Linked DNA regions of Homo sapiens: region 1 is linked to region 2. Evidence: chromatin loops called from intact Hi-C (ENCODE). Cell type or tissue: IMR-90. All regions are shown on one strand. Links, peaks and the distances in the headings refer to the core of each region. The heading gives the core; the rest is flanking DNA.

The links. A loop is a pair of places that touch in the nucleus more often than their neighbours do. Peaks named below come from ENCODE experiments on the same cell type or tissue, not always from the same donor. Only the 100,000 strongest peaks of a DNase experiment are listed, where the experiment ranks them.
Region 1: a loop joins it to region 2, with 3 times the contacts of the local background. A loop is called at or near these places in 5 of 110 quality-filtered maps.

What each region holds. Positions count from the first base shown.
Region 1 is chr4:121,897,608-121,902,988 of GRCh38, reverse strand. It overlaps TRPC3 (transient receptor potential cation channel subfamily C member 3), which reads left to right. Exons shown (of 12, transcript NM_001130698.2): 9 at 1-137; 10 at 3,294-3,377. Among named protein-coding and RNA genes, the nearest start is that of BBS7-DT, 30 kb to the right of the region's middle. In IMR-90, for the core only: a CTCF peak has its summit at 2,404 (motif pointing left); a DNase peak (open chromatin) is centred at 2,388.
Region 2 is chr4:121,946,920-121,952,258 of GRCh38, reverse strand. It overlaps TRPC3 (transient receptor potential cation channel subfamily C member 3), which reads left to right and starts at 199. Exons shown (of 12, transcript NM_001130698.2): 1 at 199-793. The coding sequence starts at 579. LOC102724158 (a long non-coding RNA gene) reads right to left here and starts at 1,277. Exons shown (of 3, transcript XR_427598.4): 1 at 1,190-1,277. RefSeq lists silencers at 339-608, 1,879-1,988. In IMR-90, for the core only: a CTCF peak has its summit at 1,901 (motif pointing left); a DNase peak (open chromatin) is centred at 1,868; H3K4me3 peaks cover 2,077 bases; H3K27ac peaks cover 1,373 bases.

The DNA.
Region 1 (5,381 bases), core at 126-5,125, 49 kb after region 2:
TACCTCCACCTTTCAGTCTAGTTCCTAGTCCAAAATCATTTGTTTATTTCATCATGCGAATTGTTAACTTTCCCAAATGCAGAAGGAGAAGGCTTCAGAAGGATATAGAAATGGGAATGGGTAACTCAAAGTCCAGGGTAGGTATCGAAAACTTACCAAGACCTTAAAATAAATGTTCTGTCTTTTTTTTCTTGTCTTCTGATGTTTGTTCAATAATTTTTATGTGTGAACTTAGAAGATGTTAAAAGTAACTGTCTAGTCCACAGTCTTTCACAGACTAATACTAAATATTTTCATGATGTTTCAAGAAGTCACTGAGTCGAGGCCCTGCTTTTGATCAGAACATCATATAAACTGCCAGATTAAAAACAAACAAAAAAGCCTTTAACTTGTTAAAAGTAACCAGAAAAGTCACTGTTAGAAAACACTTTGTTTTTGTATGTTCCATGCTTCTCAACTGTTATTCTGAAGTTAAATAGTTTAAACTTCTAGCCTTCTTGGTTTATGTATAGTTCACCACCACCATATTCTCCTTTTTTGTAGAAACTTTTTATTTGACTAAATAATCTTTTTTCCATTAGTGTCATAAAATAGATACAGGCCCAAGAGCATCCTCAAATAACCATAAATACTCATTTTATAAATAAGCAAGAAACCCTTGAGTTATCTCAGTTGAGTCATAGTTTAACAAAGAAGATAATTTTCATGATCATACTTTGTTATCATGAACTAACTTTCAGAGATAGAATGGTATAGATAGAAGGATGTGAGTGAACCTAAATAATAGGGAATGAGGCAGACAGGAACAAATGTGTAGAGTTAAAATATAACTTTTTCTAAAATTATGAAAATGGTCTGTAGCTATAACATCCTAAAAGCCCACGAGATATCAATGTTATCCCCATAAAGCATAGGCCTTCCTGAGTGAAGGTAGATATTTTTTCTCGTTGAAACTAGGCGAAAAAGTTAAGATTAGTGCAATTTAATTTATTGCTTTTTAAAATTGTTGTGAATCTTCAAGAATTGTATTCTTTAAGAAAGTGACCTTTTAAATCTTTTTTTGTTTGACCTGGATATGGGCTCTTAAGGCTATTGAATTACAAGTCAGCGATTGGTTGTGACAGCCCATGATTTAAAATAATACCTCATGTATGTAGTGAGAAGCAGTATAAGACAAAGAAGAGAGCTTCGACATTAGACCTGGATTTGAATTGTGGCACTTAGGGCTTATTAACAAGGAACATGGATAAATCACTTCACTACTCTGAGCCTTAATTGTCCACGAATTGTAGACAATTGTCTAACTTTGTAGAGTTGTTGTGAGGATTACATGAGATCTACAAAATTCCAGCCTCAACAAATATCAGTGCCCTTCCTCATTCACAGTTTACAAAGTGCTTTCCTGTACATTTGAACCTCATGCAACGCTGTGAGGTAGGTATTATCATTATTCCCATTTTATAGATAAGACAATTGAAGCTATTCAGATAATTTGCTTATGCAAGGTCACATTAACTGACCAGTGTGGGGTAGGTGCAGAATTCAAGTATTTTAGCATCAGATGCCTAGCTCTCTCTGCGGCACCTGGATGCCTCATGTTCAGCACCTGAGTCCACCCTTGGTTACTGGCCCACTTCCTCTCAGCGAGGTGTACCTTCAGCTGTGCGGTAGCTGGTCTCTTAAAGGAGCCAGGCTCTAGTTGTCATCCTGGGCAGCTCCTGCTGCTACTGAAATTGACTTTGCTTTGAGGGACTTTTGTTTTTCTGGGGATTTATTAACTGAAGCTTTATTGCAAAAAAGAAAGTCTCTCAAGTGTGGGAGCTCACAACTCTTGCACTTCACAGAACACACCTTGAGTTTTCTTTCTGTAGGCAACAGGTCTCACTGACTTCATTCCTGATATTATCATAATGTAGAAGGGAAAATACTAAACGTCAGGTTGAGAAGAGCACACGCAGTAGGCTTGTGGCTACCTAGACCACTGTAAAGAAAATACAGCCTGTTCACAGGAACAAGAAGGAAGCATTACATTTAGGCTGTCCTCTCCTGCCTGTATCGTACCATTGACAGGAAAGAATAGCTTTTCTCAGAGAAGATGCTGGAAATAGAAAGTTGGACACTGATCTCTCAGGAGGCTTGTTCCTCGACTTCCCACTCTTCCCATATCTGGTTAAAAACTGCCACAATAAATAATAAAATTTTGATTTCATTTTTAAAAATTTTGCATATAGCTGTTTACATCTCTTTAATATTACTCATATTCATAGATACTCTTCATGTATTGAATGCAGCAGAAATTTGGAGAAATTATACTTTTCTATTTCTCTTTTTTAGAAGAGAGGAAGGAACCTCAAGAAATCTTTCCAGCTAACCTAGACAGCTAACCTCAGTCAGCAATCAGATACTGGCCTCCAGTGGCCGATTGGAGAATTAACTTTGTTAGCTAAGGTTTTCTCCAGGCACAATTGTAAGAGAACAAATGAAGGTCCTTGCCTATCAGTGGCACTTCCTTATCTCTTAGCATCCCACACCTTCCTGAGTTATAATGGTGGGAAGTTAGGTGGTGAGGTAAATCATCTCTTTGGCTAGAGGGCCATGTGTTTGAATCACACCTTACAGTGGCAGAGCTTGGCCACAGATAAGAGGCCCTGCTCGTATACATGAAGACTAGGTATTACCTGTGTGTTCCTCTTGCTTCCTGTTCCTACCCACTCAAAAGCTAAACCTTAAAAAGAAAAAGAGAGAAAAGAAAAGGAAACCAAAATTCTTTAGCCCAATTCTCTCCAAAATTGTGAACCTGGCTTAGCATAAGGCCAAGATGCTTTGGAAGATGTGTTATTTTGGCTAATATTTTAGGGCTGCAAAATACCAAATGGTGCCATCTGAACCTGCAATATGTTTCTATTCAAATCTAGAAGAGGAACTTAGGCTCAGGAACAGATCAAACTTCTATGGAATTTGGCCTTCTAGATGCCTTGAGTACATTTTGATAAAGTATACAAGGTCCCCAGGGAAAATTATGTTTATTATGAGCCAATTTTTAACATATATTTTCCATTAAATAGTTCTATTACAGTAGTACATCCTGCCAACATTTTGATAAATGTGAGCATATTGCTCACAGTAATTTTAACCTTTGGGAATATATTACATCACTTACAAAGCTCAACTTCCACAAAATGTTTCTTGGGAATGTTGACTCCAGAAATGTTATCAAGGAGAATAAATGGATTATATTTTTTATTCCAAATGAATGTATTCTAATTTACTAGGTTAATTGTATTTTTTCCTAGTTAAACCTCTTCACTCAGTCTAACTCAAGAGTTTTTGAATCACACAGTTTTAACAGCATTCTCAATCAGCCAACACGTTATCAGGTAAGCATTCATTAGACGTATCTCTTGATCTCTATGTGATTCCATATATGTCTGCGTGTGTGTTTGTGTGTGTGTCATGAGTTGAGTTATATTCTTGAGATATACCATTATACCATGAGGATAGTTCAGAACAAAGAAAATGATTCAACACCTGTGAAATTTTTTAAAAAAAAATTAAAAATAAAAGAAAATAGTATGTTAGTTGGAGGAGACTTTAGAAATCAGAGTCCAAGTCCTTCATTTTTTTAACTAAGAGTTCCTCTCACAATATTGAAAGCAAAGTGTTGCTACAATTGCCAAATAATGTATAACTTAAACTGGAGAAAGCAGTAGAAGACAGAGTATGTTAGAATGAATAATGCTCCCATGGCAGGAAAACTTGTTTTTTCTCTAGGTTTTTCTTTCAGGTGATCCATTTTTTAAATGGATTGTTTGGCTATACTGTTTCATGAGTGCTACTTTAAAATATCTTTTGCATTTTGATACTGGATGTGACATTTGAACACTATTCTCCAACTCAGGGGAAGTTATAGCCCTTTGTTTTTCATCTCGTTGATCATTTCGATCATCAAGTCTTTGACTTTCTAATGTGTATAAGTTCACAAAAGTGACGATCAAGGAATTTATAATATATTGGTGATGTCCGTTACTGCGTATTGTTCTATTTTTTATCCAATTTTTTTAGAAGCAGGAAACCACAAAATGGCTCAGCCCACTGATTGTCAAAGTCTTTTTTTTAAGAAAATTTTTGTAAATTTTACATATTTGTTTATTTTTGTTTTATTGGTTTTGTCTAACTTTATTTTTAATTGATAAATAATTATACTTACTCATTGTCTACATAGTGATGTTTTGATACATATGTAGGAATCAGATCAGGGTAATTAGCATATCCATCATCTCAGACATCTATCATTTCTTTGTGTTGGTAACATTCAGTATCCTCCTTCTAGCTATATGAAACTATATAATATTAATATATCATTGTTAACTATGGTCATGCTATAGTGGTATAGAACAGTGGTCCCCAACCTTTTTGGCACCAGGGACCGGTTTTGTGGAAGACAATTTTTTCACAGATGGGGTGGAATGATGGTTTCAGGGTGAAAGTGTTCCACCTCAGATCTTCAGGCTCTTCAGGCATTAGATTCTCATAAGGAGTGCACACCCTAGATCTGTCACATGTGCAGTTCACAATAGGGTTCACAATAATAGGAGAATCTAATGCCGCTGCTAATCTGACAGGAGGTGGAGCTCAAGCGGTAATGCTCGCTTGCCAGCCTGTCACTTCCTGCTGTGCAGCCTGGTTCCTGACAGGCCACGGACAGATGCCAGTCCTTCATCTGCGGGTTGGGGACTCCTGGTGTAGAACACTAGAAGTTATTCCTCCTATCTAGCGGTAATTTTGTATCCTTTAACAAATCTCTCCATATCCCTCCCTACCCCTTACCCTTCCCAGTCTCTAGTATCCTTCGTCCTACATTTTACCTCTGTGAGATCAACTTTTTTTAGCTTCCACATATGAGTTTATGAGTTAGAACATGCGGTGCTTAACTTTATGTTCCTGGCTTATTTCACTTGACATAATGTCCTCCAGTTCCATCCATGTTGCTGCAAATGATGGGATTTCAATCTTTTTTATAGCTGAATTGCATTCCGTTGTGTATATATACTACATTTTTTATACATTCATCTGCTGTTAGACACCTAGGTTGATTTCATATTTTGAATATTGTGAATAGTGCTGCAATAAAACATGTGGGTGCAGTTGTCTCTTTGATATAATGATTTCTTTTCCTTTAGATAAATTCCCGTAGTGGGGTTGCTGGATCATATGGTAGCTCTATTTGTAGTTCTTGGAAAATCCTCCATACTGTTCTACATAATGGTTGTACTAGTTTACATTCCCATCAACAACATATTAGAGTTCCCTTTCTCTGCATTCTTACCAGCATTTTTTTTTTGTCTTTTTGATAGTAGACATTCTAACTGGAGTGAGATGAT
Region 2 (5,339 bases), core at 1-5,000:
TCCCTTCCTTAGGAAACTTGTTTCTGTAGATGCAAAAAGGGCCCTAGATCCTCTGGAAGAGAAAGAGAGTGGGGAGGGGAAGTTTCTCTTTCTTTACTCCCCACCTGCGGTCTGTCTGATTTCCTCTCCAGCTCTGTCTGATAAGGAATTGATTCTCCCCCTCCTCTTCCCCCTCCCGCCCTCCCTCTCCTTCTCCCTGAGTAACGATGCTGTCCTAGCAAGTGATGCTGTCGGAGACAGGAGACGGGCGCCGAGGAGGCATCGCCGCCGCCGCGGGGCTGGAGAGCCTCTCCCAGCACCAGAGCCCCGCTCGGCCCCGGGCTTCCTCGTCGCAGCCACGGCCGCGGCAGCTGCTCCCACGGTTTGATGGTGGGCGGCGGCAGCTCGGCTTCGGCGCTAGCCTCTAACTGCTGGATCGCGGGCCGCGACGCTCTCCGCTCCTGCCTTCCCGCCCTGGGCCGCCCGGGGCCCCGGAAGCCGCGGGAGGTGGTGAAGGGGCGCCGCGGGAAGACTGCACTGCCGCGAAGGCGGAGGAGGCCGGCAGCCGGCACCCCCACACTCGGACCGCAGCCGGCGCGATGTCCACCAAGGTCAGGAAGTGCAAAGAACAAGCAAGGGTGACCTTCCCGGCGCCGGAGGAGGAGGAAGACGAGGGCGAGGACGAGGGCGCGGAGCCGCAGCGCCGCCGCCGGGGCTGGAGGGGCGTCAACGGGGGGCTGGAGCCGCGCTCGGCGCCCTCGCAGCGGGAGCCGCACGGCTACTGCCCGCCGCCCTTCTCCCACGGGCCGGACCTGTGAGTACCGGGCCCGGCCGCGGCCCGCGCCTCGGAGGGCGGTGCCGGGCGGGGGGCGGGAAGGCGCGCGCCGGGCGGCTCCACGTCGAGCCCGGGACCTCCGAGACCCACATGGTACGGCCAGGCAGTTCGATTTGGAGTGATTTGGAGGGGACAGACCTCGGCCGGAGGCTCGCCCCCTCGGTCCCGCGCGGTGGAGGGACACAGGGGCTGCCGAGTGCGTGGCAGGGGCTCTGTCCAGGCTCAAGCACACGGAACAGCCCGCAGGCGGGCACACTGACTTCAGACAAGCATCCTGGCGAGCAGCCACTCCCTGTATTAGAGCCGAGGAGCTCGCACGACTGCTGCCAGGGCTGGGCACCCCTTGGAAGACGGACCCCGGGGTCCCGAGCTTACCCAGGGAGGCCGAGGAAGGGGAAGATGTGCACAGACCCAGGCGCGCACTTGAACCCTGAACTCCTCCCGGGCGTCCCAGCGTGGACTTGGGTCCCCTCCGACGCTCTGGGACGTCGGGGGCGGGGGCAGAGAAGTGGGGAGTAGGGAGGGGACAGTGCGATACAGGGTGTGGGTTGAAGGTTTGCCCAGGCGCCTCGTCTCTCTGTGGTTCAGTCACATTTGGGGTAAAACTGGAACCGAAGCCCTATAGGGTCCCCTGAGGGAGAGAGTGGGCATCGGGCAGCCGGGGAACCGCTTTAGTGATAACTTTGACTGCGGTTCCCAGGCGGTGCAGGGTCAGCGGCTCGCGCCCCGGCGCGCGGGCTCTCTTTTTCTCTTTCTTTCTTTCCCTCTCTCTCTTTCTAAACGAAGGAGCGGTCGGCGCGCTAATGCATGAGAAAGAGCAACTTTTCTTAATTTCCAATCTTGGAGACAGCTTTTAATCAGTGCGAGACGCAGAGAAGATAAAAAGAGGGTGATCGGTTTCACAGGGTGAGATGCTCTGTATTTTTTCTGTCACGTAACACTGGGAGTGCCGCAGGGTTTACTGTCTTTTTTAGGAAGAACGCTCAGAACTAGGTAGAGAACTTGGGGTCGGATGGTGGCGGGCGGCGCAGACCGGCTGAGCCGGGGAGGTGGTTCTCCAGGATGGGGACCGAGGTTCTGCAGCGCCCCCTGCTGCCGGCGAGAGGCCCACCGCCCGAGGCCGAGACCTCCGGGATGACCCCTGCATCCCCAGGATCGCGCGCTGCTCCGCGCGCGCAGAGTCTGCGCCTGGTCAGGCTGGACCTGCCGGTAGAACACAGGAACACAATCAGTGGCTGGGAGTAGATCCCATAGGGAAGAGTTCTGATTTTAAATGAGCGACGCATCCCGATGTGGTTCAGTTATTGCTGAAGATAAGCGTGGAATGGAAACGGCCCAGGAAATGGAGGGAAGGTATATCCTTTGGGATGAAAGCGCCACCAGCTCACTTCCCCGTCTCCCTAAGGTTTTAAAACATTGTCCATTTTTCCTTTTGCCAAATTGGTTTTTATAACGTAGCTGTTTTTTTATTCCTTTTAAAATTCTTCTTTTTTAAAAACCTTAAATCCTGACTACATGAAACACCGGAACTCTTATCTGAGAAAGTAGGGCGGAGCAGAGATTATTCACTTTGCCTTCCGAAATTTGAGGTCAATTACACAAAACCCTAGGGCAAATTCTATTGTAGGCTTGCTGTCTCACTGCTAATAGAACATCTTTTGTATATGTTTGCTAACTTTACGTAATTCAGCAAGTAAATGTTGTGGTATACTTATTTTGTAGAGGTCGAGAAGAAGACCCAGTCATTTTTAAGGAGATATACATTAAAAACGTTTCTTCTAGAGGCAGGGCAGCAAGCTCTTCATGTTTATTTCAGGCCTGTCACTTGGTAACATCGGAGACTAGCTTGATCTCTGTAACAGAGATTAGCTGTTTATTCCACCTTTGAGGAGAATCCGGCCACTGTTTCATAAACAGTGTTTATTTATTGTTGTTTAAAAGTGAACACGACAGCCCTAGGATGGACTCCGAGAAGGATACCCAGGGTCATTTCAGGAGACGGAACAGCATAGCTGAATTTAAAATTGAGCAGGATGCTGAGGGTACAATCCCACCTTTACCAGGATAATTCCTCGGGGTACTTCTGTTGCTGGTTTCACTGCTCCATGCTGCCCTATTCCATGTGGAAATTTTAAATAGACTGACTTGGGAGGAAAAGTGTCACCTGCTGTATCACTAACAAGATTATTTTTACCTGTTGATAGAACTCTTGATTGAACCACTGATTCAAACCAAGACTTCCTTCATCCCAATTGGTTGCAAACCTAGGACCAAGTAATATGTCATTGTAGTGACGGCCTCATTTTTTAAAAATGTTTCAGTTATTCAGTATATGTGATGAATTCCAAAAAAGATATTGGAAGGCAGTTTTCATGAGTCTCAATTCAAGCGTTTCTCAAGCGTGCATATTTGCAAAGTGTAGGCTAGGTACTGCAAGCCACAAAGATAAGCATGACAACTTTCCTGTACTCAAGAAGTTTACAATCTCATGAGGGAGAGGTGGGAATGAGACTGGGCATGAGCAGTTATGCTGTAAATTAGAGTAAAATCAGTTCCGTTTTAAAAAAAAACAACAACAACAAAAACAAAAAAACAAAAAAAAAACCGCAAAGAGTTATAAAGGGTCAAGTGCGAAGAAGAGAAGGACAACATTAAGTTGTGGGGAAATCAAGGAAACCTTTATGGGCCTTGAAGGATAGATAGGACAAGAAGCAGAGACAAGGTAAATACTTAATTCAAGCCCTCTCTTTCCCCAAAATGCCAGGCATGTTTAAGGAATATTAGTTGAGTTTGGTTGGAACATAGATATGTATAGGGGAGCAGTGAGATTTAGCTGGACATGTTGGTTTGAGGCATTAGTGCGGAGGATCCTATATGCCAGGATGAGGCACTAGGGAGCCACTGATTATTTTAAAGTAGCAGTAATTTGAGCAAACCCACTCTGGATTGAAGTGGCAATTAATAGAAAGTGAAGAGACAAATTAGGAGATGACTGTAACTGTCCAGGCTGAGATTAGACTCTGTAATAGTGTAGTGTTGGTGGAATGGAAAGGGGAGAAATTGAGGGAAAAAAAAAAAAACCAGCTAGAATCTATGGAATTTTGCAACTCACTATCCATGATGGCTTTAAAGAGAAAGCAGGATCAGAGACAATTTAGTGATTTTTGACCCAGATAACCAACATGGTTGATGCCATTGTTGACAAGAAAAAAGCAAAGGTGAGGATCTGATTTTTCAGATAGTTCTCTTTTTGTTTTTTTTTTTTTTCTTTTTAAAGGAATAGTGAATGATCAAATATTTCTGATAGAGATGTTAAGCAGGGAAAAGGAAATACAAGTTTAAAGCTGTCTGATGGGAATTGTTACACAGTTGTGTGACTACATGAGATTACTCAAAGGAGTGTGAAGAGAGAAACAAAGGGAGTCCAAGCTAGATTTTGAGGGAAAAAGCTTTTGTTTAGAGGGCAGGGAGAAAAAGCAGCAAGAAATAACATCGATGCACACTCTTCAAAAACTGAAAGATCAAGAGAAAAACTTATGACTCTACTGTTAGAAGAATCAGTCCTTGCACGTATTAGCATACATGCACAAAATCATTAGATTTTTCAGCAATGTTATCTTTAACAGAGAAAGATTTCTAGAAAAAAAATCCTGTTTAGTTTTTCTTTAGAGGAAGTGCTGCCAAAAAATTGTCTTAATAAAAGTAGTTAATTTGTGTTTATATACTACTTCATGCTGTCGTTTATACTCATTCACTTAAATCGCTCCTCTTTAAAGCAGTTTTTTAAATCATTGTCATCACTTACCAAATGAGGAAATTAGTACACAGAGATGTAAAGTAATGTTCTAACGCTTCCCTGGCAAATCAATAATAGATCTTCTGATACTCACCTTTATATGATCAAGGAACCAAAAATGAGTCCACAATGCCTTGTAACTCAGATTACCTAAAACACTTTGTATGTTAGTTTCTGTGGCACTGGTCTTGTATAAATGTTCCAGTCTTGGCTTAGCGTGTGTGTTGGCTCAGGCATTAGACTGGAAGCAGGACTTCCCTCCCTCCCAACCCTGGAGGGAATCAGATTCTCCAAGTGATTGTTGAATCTTAGGGACATGAGTCTGGACTTTGAGTCCAGACTGACTAGTGTTATTAAGAAAGAGGCGGCTTTCTTTACAGTTATAGTTTAATTTTTAAGAACAGCACAGCATGGCATTAGACTTAAGGACTTTATTTTTTTAATTCTTTTTTTTTTTTTTTTTTTGAGACAGAGTCTCACTCTATCACCTAGGCTGGAGTGCAGTTGGTGCAATCATAGCTCATTGCAGACTCAAACTCCTAGGCTCAAGTGATCCTCAAATCTTAGCCTCCCAAGTAACTGGGACTACAGGCACACACTACCATAACTGACTACTTGTAAAATTTTTTGTATCGATGAGGTCTCACTATGTTGCCCAGGCTGGTCTCTAACTCCTGAGCTCAAGCAATCCTCCTACCTCTACCTCCCAAGTTGCTGTGATTATAGGCA